2 separate regions of the Homo sapiens genome follow, and region 2 is linked to region 1. A link is an interaction called in ENCODE POLR2A ChIA-PET data of the cell type or tissue named here. Cell type or tissue: OCI-LY7. All regions are shown on one strand. Links, peaks and the distances in the headings refer to the core of each region. The heading gives the core; the rest is flanking DNA.

Region 1 (6,254 bases), core at 808-4,807:
TTAAATCCTTCTGGTTCCTCCTCTCCACGCCTCAGCTCCATCTGACATGTGTAGACCTGAGCCAGGTGAAACAGGGAGACGACGGAGCAGAAAGTAGGTCTCGGGGTCTCTGGAAAGTGAATCCCAGCTGACATTCACGCCAAGCTGGGAGGAGGGCAGGGCCAGCTCCATCCTTCATGCACAACTGTGCAGTCTGCAACAGAGCTCAGGGGCTGGGTGGGAGGAAGCCATTGGAGGCAGCAGGTGCCTCCCAAAAGATGCAGGTCTTCATTCCTCTCAAAACTCGGAGCCAATACAAGATTCAGCTTGTCCATTTAGTAGAAACCAAGCCCAAGGGCACAAGGAGGAATGCTCTGCCACCTGTGTCCCTCACTCTTGGATATGAGGTCATCTGGTTTGTATCTCCCTGCTTCCACTGTGCCTAATTATGTCTGGGCAATTTCCTTGTAACTTGTTAATTCTAAGAAGCATCTTCTATCCCACCCAGATATGTAATAAACTCCTTTCCATTATCTGCTTCAATGCTGTTAATAAGCATTAATGTTTTTAAAGAGCTTTGGCTATTCCCCCACAAATATCACACCTTCCTGCAACTCTGATAAAGGAGGCTTTATAGGCCTTATTTTTTGCAGAAAAGACACAGAGAGGCTAGTGCTTTCCCAAATCTGCCATTCAGCAAATAAGCTCTACTCCCTCGGTGTGAAAGGCACCCTCTGAATCCAAGGGAAAACGATTAAGGAAAGGCTTTGTAAATAACCCTCTATCAGCCAAAAGGGGGAGTCTATAGGATTGCAGGGCCCAGATGTGTTTAATGAGCTGGATATTTCACAAGTTGCTTTCTGGGTGAAGTGGCAGGGGAGCCGGGCACAGGCCCCACGGATGACTGGCTAAATGAGTATCTAGAGCTTCCCATTAATCTGTTCTTACAGTACAAATGGGTAAATGAGCCCCTGGGTTGCCAAAGGTAAAATATATAAAAGAGAAGCCTCTGACTTGGTTCCTGCTTCTGGTCTCTCTCCATCAAACGCATTCTGCCCACTACTTATCCTTCCAAAGATGAACTTTCATCACATGACATCAGTGGTTCCCAACTGCTTCTCCGATAAAGTCCACAAAGCCCTTGCTGTCCTGGGCGCTGCCCACTCATCTAACTTCACCTTGGCCCCTGTGCCCATGCCCATTCTCCATAACTCAAACCAGTTTCCTGGCCATGCCAGCTTCCCCACATGCTGCTCCCTTGCCTGTGAATTGATTCCCTCCACCTCTGCTTGGTTCACCCCAGACACTCTCCAGAGCTCTTTGCTAGGGCCTGCCCAAGTTTGCTTTGGGTGCCCATCCTACATGCATATGACACTTCCGCATCGCAGTGCCCGTCACTCTACTGTAACTGCCTATTTTTCTGACTCCTACTTCAGACTGTGAACTCCGTTTCTGCCTTGATCGGCAATATATATGCAGGCCCAGCACAGAGCCTGGAACACAGGGTGTATAGCAACTGCTTGTTGAGTGAGTGCATGACTGACAAAAGGGCAAATCATCTCCTTATAAGATAATGTCGAAGCTATTAAAAATTAAGTGAAGAAAAGATAGTGAAAATTCATGGTTAATAAACTATCTGTTATTTGTGGTTGTTTGGTTTTAACTTCTGCTAACCACAGTCTTATACTTTAGAAGTCAGATCTTAAAAATTATACAGCCTAAAGATGACACTTACATGGCATGTACACCAATGGCCCCACACTGTAGGCCAAGCTATGCATTACTAACCAATGAAAACAATCTCTCTTGAGCCTGGTAGGTAGCCAACATCAACCAACTGGAGTAAATACTCATTTCCCATCCCTAAAAAGGCTGAATATTGAATTTCCAAATCAAAGAATATCACCTGTTTACTCGCCCCAAGTCACCAGCTTTATTACAGAGCCACAGCCAAGATTAGAGCCCAGATTGCCAAATCAATTCAGTTTCAGCCATGTGACGTTTATTTATAAATCTCTTGTAACGAGTGGTACTTCTGGGGTGGTTAAAAAAATATTATGTATATAATATTAATCCTATATATCTAATATCTACCTGTGTATGGAAATATGTTTTCTCTGTCATCTAAGCCCCATCAACTTAGATGGGCATCACCAATCATGGGTGGCCCTCGCCCTAGACCTTAGGCCCTCAGCCTGGGAAGAGCCAACCAGGCTTCTGAGTAATGGTAAGTGCTTAACGTCCAATCCAGAAGACTCACGGCAGTTTCTCTCATCGCTCATGTCTCCACAGTCGTTGTCAAAGTCACACCACCAAATGCTGTTGATACAGTTCCCGTTGCTGCAGCGATACTGGTTGCGAAGACAGGTGTTCTCTACCCATCAGAGTGCGGCAGGGGAGGAAATGAAACCAATATTATTCTTACTGCTGGACCACAGGTCTTTCTCTTTTGAGTTTCCCTCCCTTTAGTAACTATCGGGGGAAATTCAGCCAGATATCGGGTGAAATTCACCCCCGATATTTCACATAGGTTCTTTTCTATTTTCCCTAAGTGTCGGCCGGTCTGAGAAATAAAGGGACAGCGTAAAAAAAGAGAGAAATTTTAAAGCTGGGTGTCTGGGGAGACATCACATGTCGGCAGGTTCCGTGATGCCCCCTGAGCCGTAAAACCACCAAGTTTTTATTAGTGATTTCAAAAGGGGAGGGAGTGTACGAATAAGGTGTGGGTCACAGAGATCATGTGCTTCACAAGGTAATAGAATATCACAAGGCAAATGGAGGCAGGGCAAGATCACAGGACCACAGGACGGGGCGAAATTAAAATTGCTAATGAAGTTTTGGGCACGCATTGTCACTGATAACATCTTATCAGGAGACAGAGTTTGAGAGCAGACAACCAGTCTGACCAAAATTTATTAGGCAGGAATTTCCTCATCCTAATAAGCCTAGGAGCACTACAGGAGACTGGGGTTTATTTCATCCCTACAGCTTCGACCATAAAAGATGGCCGCCCCTCGAAGCGGCCATTTTAGAAGCCTACCCTCAGGGACGCATTCTCTTTCTCAGGGATGTTCCTTGCTGGGAAAAAGAATTCAGCGATATTTCTCCCATTTCCTTTTGAAAGAAGAGAAATGTGGCTCTGTTCCGCCCGGCTCACCGGCAGTCAGAGTTTAAGGTTATCTGTCTTGTTCCCTGAACATTGCTGTTATCCTGTTCTTTTTTCAAGGTGCCCAGATTTCATATTGTTCAAACACACATGCTCTACAATTTGTGCAGTTAATGCAATCATCACAGGGTCCTGAGGCGACATACATCCTCCTCAGCTTACGAAGATGACGGGATTAAGAGATTAAAGTAAAGACAGGCATAGGAAATCACAAGGGTATTGATTGGGGAAGTGATAAGTGTCCGTGAAATCTTCACAATTTATGTTCAGAGACTGCAGTAAAGACAGGCATAAGAAATTATAAAAGTATTAATTTGGGGAACTAATAAATGTCCATAAAATCTTCACAATCCACGTTCTTCTGCCATGGCTTCAGCTGGTCCCTCCGTTCGGGGTCCCGGACTTCCCACAACAAGTAACATGATGGTAAAGGGGGAGGAGGAATGCCAAGCACACGTGTCTACAGGGAAGGAAATGTCCCATACTAGCCTCTTGCTTTCCTCTTTTAGTTAAAATCAAAAGAGAGGAGGAGGCTGGAAGAAATATTTAGAAGCAGATACAATGCTTTAAGAAGGATAACCACAATACCAGTTGAGTCTATTGGGTAGTGAATACAGTACATCAACATTATAAAATACTAATTACACACAGAACTCCTTAATGGACTGTGTCTACACAGAATTAAAACATACAGATTCAATATATCTATAGGTATGTTTTTATATACATAGTTATATATATCCATATATATTCTATCTATCAAGCAAATGAGTTATGAAGATTTTCTCAATACTCTGAGAAATTTTTCTGCCCCATGACTACTTTAAAGCAAGCAATTAAAATTCCTTACAGAAAAAAAATGTATAGTTTGGCAAACTGCATCAAGGACATGCGATGATTGGTCTCATATTTGGATAATCAAAGGCATTCTAATGGGAAATATGGAGTAGCTTTCTTCCCCTTCTCTTGGAATTTAGTGTTGATTCTATTTCTTTCCAAACAGTTTTAAGATTGTATCCATAGCCTGAAAGAAAGTCTCTTGTTTCTAAGAAAGAAAGGCTCATCTTTTTTCTGTTTATATTTCTTAAGGAAGATTGACTAAAAGGCTTGTATTGTGTGTTTCACTGCCTTGGACTTGGGCCGCTGTGAGAAGCAGGGTTAGGATTACAAAGCAAATAGAGTAGGCACAGTGGCTCATGCCTGTGATCCCAGCTCCTTGGGAGGCAGAGGAGGGAGGATCCCTTGAGCCCAGATGTTCAAGACCAGACTGGGCAACAAAGTGAGACCTCGTCCCTATAAAAGAAATTAGCTGGGCTCGTGCCTGTAGTCCTAGCTTCATGGGAAGCTGAGACAGGAGGATCCCTTGAGCCCAGGAGTTTGAGTTGAAGCTGCAGTGAGCCGTGAATGTGCCAGCCTGGGCAATACAGCAAGACCCTGTCTCTTTCTTGTCTCTTTAAAATATATATAAAAAAAAAGGCAAATAGAATCACAGATAAGGAAAAGCAGAAATTCTGGCCATCAATCCATGCACTTCATGGCAAGGTGCCCTTGCAGGGGTTCACCTCACTCACAGAAACGTGATGCTGGAGGCGGGGGAAGTGGTGACAGTAAAAATTACACAGGAAGGAAAAACTTTTTAAATTTCGGAGGAAAGAAATGTTAAATCTCTATATTCAAATTCAGAGGGGGAGTGGGTGTAAGGCTGCTCTTGCTGCTTGGTCATGGCATAAGGTCTAGACTCAAAGTGCTTTGCAAACATTGGTCTGAAAGTTCAGGACACACTGGGCTAGGCTACGGTGAGAGGATGGACAACCGTTAGGTGAGAGTAAACGCGGAAGGAGTCACACTGGTTATTTTTCCCAATCAGGTTGGTCCAACTTATGCAAAACAGGAGCAGGTAAGAAACCTGGATGTGAGGGATGGGTGAGGAGAGGAAGAAGCAAAAGAATAAAAAGGGAGACCCTGAAGAAAGCCTGTGCCATCTGACATGAAACCAAAAACCACAGCTACTACTTAGAAAGGTACAGCATAGGCCTGTTCTGAGTGAGGACTGAAGGGCCTCTTTGACCCTTACCAGGACTTAGAACCCAAACCAGTATTCTTATGAGTATCTGGTAGGTTTGATTTTTACCTTGGACTTTTTCCAATAACACGAAAAGGTTAGGAAACAGAGAGCTATCCCTCCCTCCCCTGGCGGGGAGCAGGAAACAAAGGAAGGAGGATGACAGGCAAAAAAGAAAAAGGGAAGTACCTTGTTTGACACAGGTATTGTTCTTGAGCTGATAGCCCTGAGGGCAGTCACACATCAGGTCCCCTGATGGAAGCACACTGCTGGACACATCCTCTGGACACCTGCAGCTTCTACTGTTGTTGGCCTTGGGCAGGCACAGCAGGCTGCATGGCCTGGGCACACAGGCATTGCTTCCTGGAGGGAAGACAAACAGCAGCAGGTAGGTTAATACACACCATGAGGGAGGTACTGAATACAAGAAGGAGACCCACTGCAACCTCCTCGTCTTACGGAAAGGACAGCGAGAAGCTCTCAAGGGTCAAGTGGCAAGCTTTGGGGCGCCTACTGTGCTGAAAACTTCTGCTCAGTATAACCAGTGACTTGCATCCTGTCTTCAGCCAGATCAGACTGCCCCAGAGCCAAGCCAGGCAGCAGGGTTCCTCCTGGGAATTTGTAATTGGGTCACTGAAAGACAAGAAAGCAACCAAGGAGCTGGAGCCAGGGAAAGGGTCACAGAGCATGGGTGTTGAAGTGGCACATGGCAAGCCAAAACCGTGTGGAAGTCAAAACTCTGGGTATGCAGATAAGCTCAGTCTGCAGACCGTCAGGAGACTAAAAGAGACTTAAGGAGGCCAGGCATGGCAGCACGCACCTGTAGCCCCAGCTACTCAGGAGGCTGAGGCAGGAGGATCACTTGAGCCTGGTAGCTCGAATCCAGCCTGGGCAATATAGCAAGATCCTATCCCTTAAAAAAAATTTTTTTTTTTAATTTAAAAAAGAACCAGAATGTCTTTGGACTTCTCAATTACAACACTAGTGGCTATAATATAGTTGAACATTGCCTTCAAAATTCCGAATAATTTTTTTTTTAAAAAGAAA
Region 2 (6,254 bases), core at 1,400-5,399, 170 kb after region 1:
TGGAGGTGTCTGTATTATTTAATACTTAGATGAAAACAGGTCTAACAAAGATCCAAACATGACTTAACAAGATGGGAATTTTAACCTGGTAGAAAGTTCAACTAGGTAGAAATGCTCTCTTACTTAGTGCAATGTTTCCAAGGCTGAGAAGAGAAGATGGGTCCATTGTATTGGGAACTCAAGCTCCTTCTACTTTATTCTTGGTTTGTCTACATGATCAGAGAAGATCCATCATGACAACATTCAAGGCCAGAGTCAAGGGAGAGGAAGAGGGCACACCCCAATCCTTTTAAGGAAAGACCCCTCTTAGATTTTGACTGATCCCTCTTGTTTGAGCAAGAGGTGGCATACATCGTTGCTGCGTTTATCTCATTGACCTGAACCTAATTTCATGACCATAGTAAGGAGAAGTAGAAAATATAATCTTTAGTTGGACAGCCAGGGGCCCAGCTTAAACTTCTACTACCAAAAATCAATGGGAGAATGGACACTGGAGAGATAAGAGCAGTGTCGACCACAACTGTTATGGATCCAGTTGTTAGAAAGTTCTGTATTCAAAGAACTGTCTGCCTCCCTGACACTCAGTGATTGACCCTACACCAGCACTTTCAAACAGCATAAATCTACTTCAATTTCTACATGATAGCCCTTGAAATATTTGAAGACAATTTTAAGTTCCCCCTAAGACTTTTCCAGGCTAGACATTTCAATTTCCTTCAATTACTTATCATATGACATGTTTTTCAGACTCTCATGATCCAGGCTGATATATTTTATTTTTTTTTATTTATTTATTTTTTGAGATGGAGTCTTGCTTTATTGCCGAGGCTGGAGTGCAATGGCGCAATCTCAGCTCACTGCACCCTCTGCCTCCCAGGTTCAAGCAATTCTCCTGCCTCAGCCTCCTGAGTAGCTGGGATTACAGGCACATGCCACCACACCTGGCTATTTTTTTTTTCTTTTTTTGTATTTTTCGTAGAGACAGGGGTTTCACCATGTTAGCCAGGATGGTCTCAATCTCCTGACCCCGTGATCTACCCACCTCGGCCTCCCAAATTGCTGGGATTAAAGGCTGATATATTTTTAAAATTTTATTTTTATTTTTGTTATTGTCTTTTATTTTTATTTTTTGAAACTGGCTGTCACTCTCTTGCCCAAGCTGGCATGCAGTGGCGCGATCTCGGCTAACTGCAGCCTCTGCCTCCCAAGCTGAGGCCATCCTCCCACCTCAGCTTCCTGAGTAGTTGGGACTACAGGCACACACACCACCATGTCCAGCTAATTTTTGTATTTTTTGTAGAGATGGGGTCTTGCCATGTTGCCTAGGCTGGTCTTGAACTCCTGATCTCAAGCAATCCTCCTGTCTCGGCCTCCCAAAGTGCTGGGATTACAGATGTGATTCACTGCACCCGGCCTGATGTATTCTTTAAACTCTGATTTGTTCTGCCTTTCTTAAAACGTGGAACCAGAATATGGTGCATTAGGCAACATGAGTAAAATAGGACTATCATCTTTTCTGTTCCAGAGAGAGTTCCTAAATTAATGTAACCTAAGATTCTGTGTTAATGCTTGAATTATACTATTCACCCATGTGGAGTTTGAGATCAGTGAAAGAACAGCTCTCTCTCTCACACCTAGTTCAAGTTAGGACTCCAGCTGGTATTTATGCAATTCATTTTATAAGGTTAAAGGCAGCATGTGCACAGTTATCCCTACTACTTTTTAGGAGATGGGGTTTTACTAATGTTGCCCAGGTCAGTCTCATACAATTGGGTTCAAGCAATCTTCTCATCTCCACCTCTTTGAGTACCGGGGACTACAGGCGTGCACCACTGTGTCCAGGTGTATTACTTTTTACCTTACTACTTTTAACTTAAGGTTCTAGGATGTCAATAGGGTTTTATGACCTAATCTATTACCTATAACTTAGAGCATATATTTAAAGAAGTAAGAACATTTTAAAGAACCAAAATAATGATCAACTCTAGGAAAGACAAAAAGTTATACAACAAAGGAAACAATAATAGTGTACTACTCTTTTTAGTTTCCTTAAGAGTATCCTACTTAATACTACTACTGCTAATACTATTAGCTATACTACTTAATTAAAAGTATCCTACTCTTAATTCACTGATAGTGTACCACTAGTATACTACTATTAATGAATAGTAATGAATGTCATTTATACAGCTATAATAGTAAAGTACTGAGTACAAATTAGCAAAAGCTGAGATGAATAATAATGAAAGATGAAATGAGATAAGAGCATGAAATTCTCATCTTCCAAAATAGAAAGACGAATAGATATCTAAAATTGATGCACCAAGATATAATTTGTATAAGCAAATTATTTACAAGTACAGAAATAAACACCAGAAGAAATAGCTTAAAAATGGAAAGTAAGAGGTCTGGGGAGTGGGCTGGGGACAGAAGGCATGCAGGCAGGGGACAGCTGATTTTCCGTCTGTCCTTTTGCTACCATTTCACTTTTTTTTCTCTTTTTGCTATGTGCATTTATTACTTTGTAAAAATAAACATTAATTTAAAAAAGAAATTCAGTTTAGTTTGAGCTGCTCAATAAGCCCCAGTTTAGGAATCTATTAATCACTTTTATGTGTCATTACCTAACATCTTAATACAGGAAGGGGGAGGAAGCCATTTTCTATACAATTTAACACTACCTTTGGTATGGAGTTATCGCTTGTGTCAGGGAGATAAATTTAATCACCCCTTTGGTGTCCTATTGTTATGAAGTGACAAAGTTAATGCAATTTATTCAGCACTCTTGGAAGTTTCATTATTAATCTGTCACTCATGATAAGGCTCTAATTTTGTGAAATGACTTAATTTTTCTTCTTGGTTTTAAAATCATATTTATTCTAGTTTGCCTTAAAAAAAATTCAGGAATTCAAATGAGAAGTTCAGATCGAATTCCCTAAACTGCTTTAGTTCAGGGGGAAATAAAAACTTTCCTTGGTGAGAAAATTTGTCATTTACTTCTCCTAAAAAATTGGCATTTATTTCTACACTTATTTACACCTTTTATTCCTATTTTTTATTTACACTTTTTATTTCTATTTTCTTATTTACACTTTTTATTTACGCTATTTATTTCTCCACTTATTATAAAATTCAGGCGAAAGAATCCTTAATAATCACCCAATACAGACTCTTTATTTGGCACCCAAGTGAACCATTGCAGCAAGGAAGGTTAGAATTACATCAGTATTGTAATGATGCTACAAAGTAACCAGCTCCCTCAATGATCCAATTTTTTAGCTACCCATCCTATTTTGGTGCTTTGGATTTTGGCTCAGGTTGTAAGACAGCCTGAATGCTCTCTTACACCACGTGCTGTGGGTGCCTAGTTAATATTCCCTCATTCCGCAAATATGTACTTGGTTTCTGTCATGCGTACAAGACAGTGGATTGAATGGTAAGCCCAATTCTCCATTTTGAGAAAAAGAACATAGGAGTTTACATGAGACCTGGGACTCTTCACTCCTTTGTTGCCCTGTGCTGGGTATACAAATACTCCACGTGGCCAGGAAAAGATTGAGGTGTTCACAGCAATCTGTACTTGCCCTCCTGCCCCTAAGGAGGAGAGCAATTCTTCAGAAGAACACTGACAATTGTCCCCTAAATGGACTCTCCTTTGTCAAACCAAGGTTACCAGAGTTTGTGTGGGAGGGGTAGGGTTTTGCACAAAGTACCAGACACAGGAAGTTACATGTGTGCCCTTGGGATCTCTGCAGCTGTCTAGGTGTGCATGTAAATGGGCCAGGACCAGCTGCCTGGGGTAAAAGCTCTCCCAAGCATTCCAGTATGGAGTGGTGAAAGGGGGCAAAATGGTTATACGGACAATAATGCATTGGATAATGTGGAAAATTCGAAGTAACTCCTTTTTAGATCACGTTCTTTTTGCTGCTGTTACCACGTTACTAGCGAAGTATTGAGGAAAGAACACACGCTTTGAAACCAGACAAATCTGGGTTCAAATCCCAGCCTCCCACCTTAACCCAAATGACACTGCACAGATTACTGAAGGGCTCTGAGCTGCAGTTTCCCCTTCTGTGAAACAGAGATTCTGTCCACCTCATGTGTTGTATGTAAAGCTTTGAAACACAGCAAGCAGCCAATCAATGGGAGATATTAAGTTGTGTATGTGGAACACCAGCAGGATTCAGTATAAAACTTGTAGACAGGAAAGATGTCATCAAGAACATTTGAGCTTTTTTTTTTTTTTATTGAAGGAGTGATAATTTTTCTAACTCTTGGTGCACTCTCGCTCCTCTACAACTTGCAAACTTAGCCCAGATTTCTGACAGGGGCCTCTGAGTAGCCATTGCCAATCAGAGATCATGTTCCATTTTGTCATCTGTCCCCAGAGTTCTATCAAGTAAACAAGCGAACACCTCCATGAGCTGGGAACCAAGAAGTCTTCCTACCTGTGAACTACTTTTCGATGGTCTCGAAGTGGTATTTATTTGAAACCAGATTGGTGTACAGCATTGTTTGTACCCATCTTTCATGCAGGCTGCCGCCCTGCCCCACCATGGAAGGGAGAAACAATAGCCAGGAGGCAGGCAAAAGACCAAGGACTTCTCAGGCAGGGAGAGAAATGCAGGTGGTTTTGCGGTCAGGATCAGAGGGGACACAGGAAGGACTGCAGGACAAAGGAAGTTGCTGTTTAACCACTGCATGAAATGGAAACTGTTTTGAACTTTCCTGAGAATTGGACATGGAAAGAAAAAGAAACCAGACATAAGGGGAGAAGAAACCATAAAGGGAAACTTGAACATAAAGGAAAACTTGTTCAAGTTTTTTGTGTGTGTGTGTGTGGAGATCTCATGCTTATCTAAATTGCGGCAGCTTTCAAGGCCAGTGCAAATGCCCATGCAGCTGGGAAGCCCAAGTTATCCTGAGCTATAATCATTTGGGTAAGGGGGATACTTACTCCCTTTTATCCCTAGCTCAGAGTACACGCGCACATCCTACGCCAGCACCAAGCACAGTTATGGTGGCCCACAAGTGTGCAAGAAGGTCCTGGGGAATTGTGGCCAGAGTGTCTGGAGATGAGTGCTTGAAGCACAGACAGGGCCAGCAGCCCACTCGTGCCTGGTGAATGGCTCTAAAGCCCTAGGTGCTGGAACCCACAGTTTCTGGACAGGCACAGCACACTCATGTATCACCCCCACACCATGCTTCTTCTTGGGGTCTGCTGCCCCTGGCACTTACAGAGCCATGGTTCAACCAGAGTCCAGCTCTCAGGAATAGACACCCTCAGACTCAGGGTCCTTTTTTCCTATCTGCTTCTTGGTTTCCTACCCATTCCCTTTTTTGGCCGCACTCTCAAAAGCCCTTATTCTTCTCATTAACTTTTTTTTGTTTCTTTGTTTTTTTAGCCATAAAAGGGCTTGATGGATCTCTAAATGAGCTTGATGGTTGATGGTGGGCTAGAAAGTTTGTAAATCCTTGGCAACACCCTAATACTTGTTAGCCCCCACAATTCCTAGAAACTCAATCAGATCTCTTGCCAGAGTAAAACAATGTTTCCAATCTTTCTGAATTGTCATCATCCCCTAGGGATGGACAAAGGGACTTTTTTTCTAGAGAAACACAACATAAACAAAATAGAAACAAAACAAGAAAACCCCCACAAACAGATTCCTTTTTTTTTTTTTTTTTTAAGAGATAGGGCATCTCGCTATGTTGCCCAGGCTGGCCTCGAACTCCTGGGCTGGAACAATCCTCCCGTGTAGCTGGAACAACAGGCATGCTCCACCATGCCTGGTCCACAGATAGATCCTTAATAAACGACTGCAAGCTAAGTCTGGTGAGTTACCTTGTATATATCCACATACATTTATATAAATGCTCCTTATCTCTTAGGAGGGCAAGGAAATGCGTCCTCATGTATTCTACCCTTTCTCACATAGCATTGTAACTTACACCTAATAAATGCTTTCTAAATATCTGAATTCCTTCTCGTATCTATATTGACATGTCTTTATATGACATGTTTTCCAGTCCCCTCATCATTTCATTGCTATCCCTGGCATGCTCATCTATGTCTGTAGCCTTCTTCAGATGAGGCCCTTGGAAGAAAATTAAGTATTTCAGCTGTGATTTGACCTGTCCGGAGCATGGATTATAACAGGGCCATAATATTAAAACCTCTCTGTAGAGATTAAAACCAACACATTACTCTGCACCCTTATGGTCACTCAAGCAGTTATAAACCCACCTAATTA

Evidence for each region. Peaks named below come from ENCODE experiments on the same cell type or tissue, not always from the same donor. Only the 100,000 strongest peaks of a DNase experiment are listed, where the experiment ranks them.
Region 2: POLR2A ChIA-PET joins it to region 1 with 7 read pairs; 3 of 35 experiments call an interaction of 5 or more read pairs at or near these places.

What each region holds. Positions count from the first base shown.
Region 1 is chr11:121,566,256-121,572,509 of GRCh38, reverse strand. It overlaps SORL1 (sortilin related receptor 1), which reads right to left. Exons shown (of 48, transcript NM_003105.6): 22 at 5,397-5,570; 23 at 2,240-2,353. Among named protein-coding and RNA genes, the nearest start is that of SORL1-AS1, 120 kb to the right of the region's middle. RefSeq lists enhancers at 765-1,264, 1,265-1,766, 2,227-2,396, 2,507-2,556. In OCI-LY7, for the core only: no CTCF peak of the experiment used is centred there; DNase peaks (open chromatin) are centred at 2,329 and 2,649; H3K4me3 peaks cover 1,606 bases; H3K27ac peaks cover 4,000 bases.
Region 2 is chr11:121,392,451-121,398,704 of GRCh38, reverse strand. No RefSeq gene overlaps it. Among named protein-coding and RNA genes, the nearest start is that of SORL1, 57 kb to the left of the region's middle. In OCI-LY7, for the core only: no CTCF peak of the experiment used is centred there; DNase peaks (open chromatin) are centred at 3,724 and 4,637; H3K4me3 peaks cover 683 bases; H3K27ac peaks cover 2,273 bases.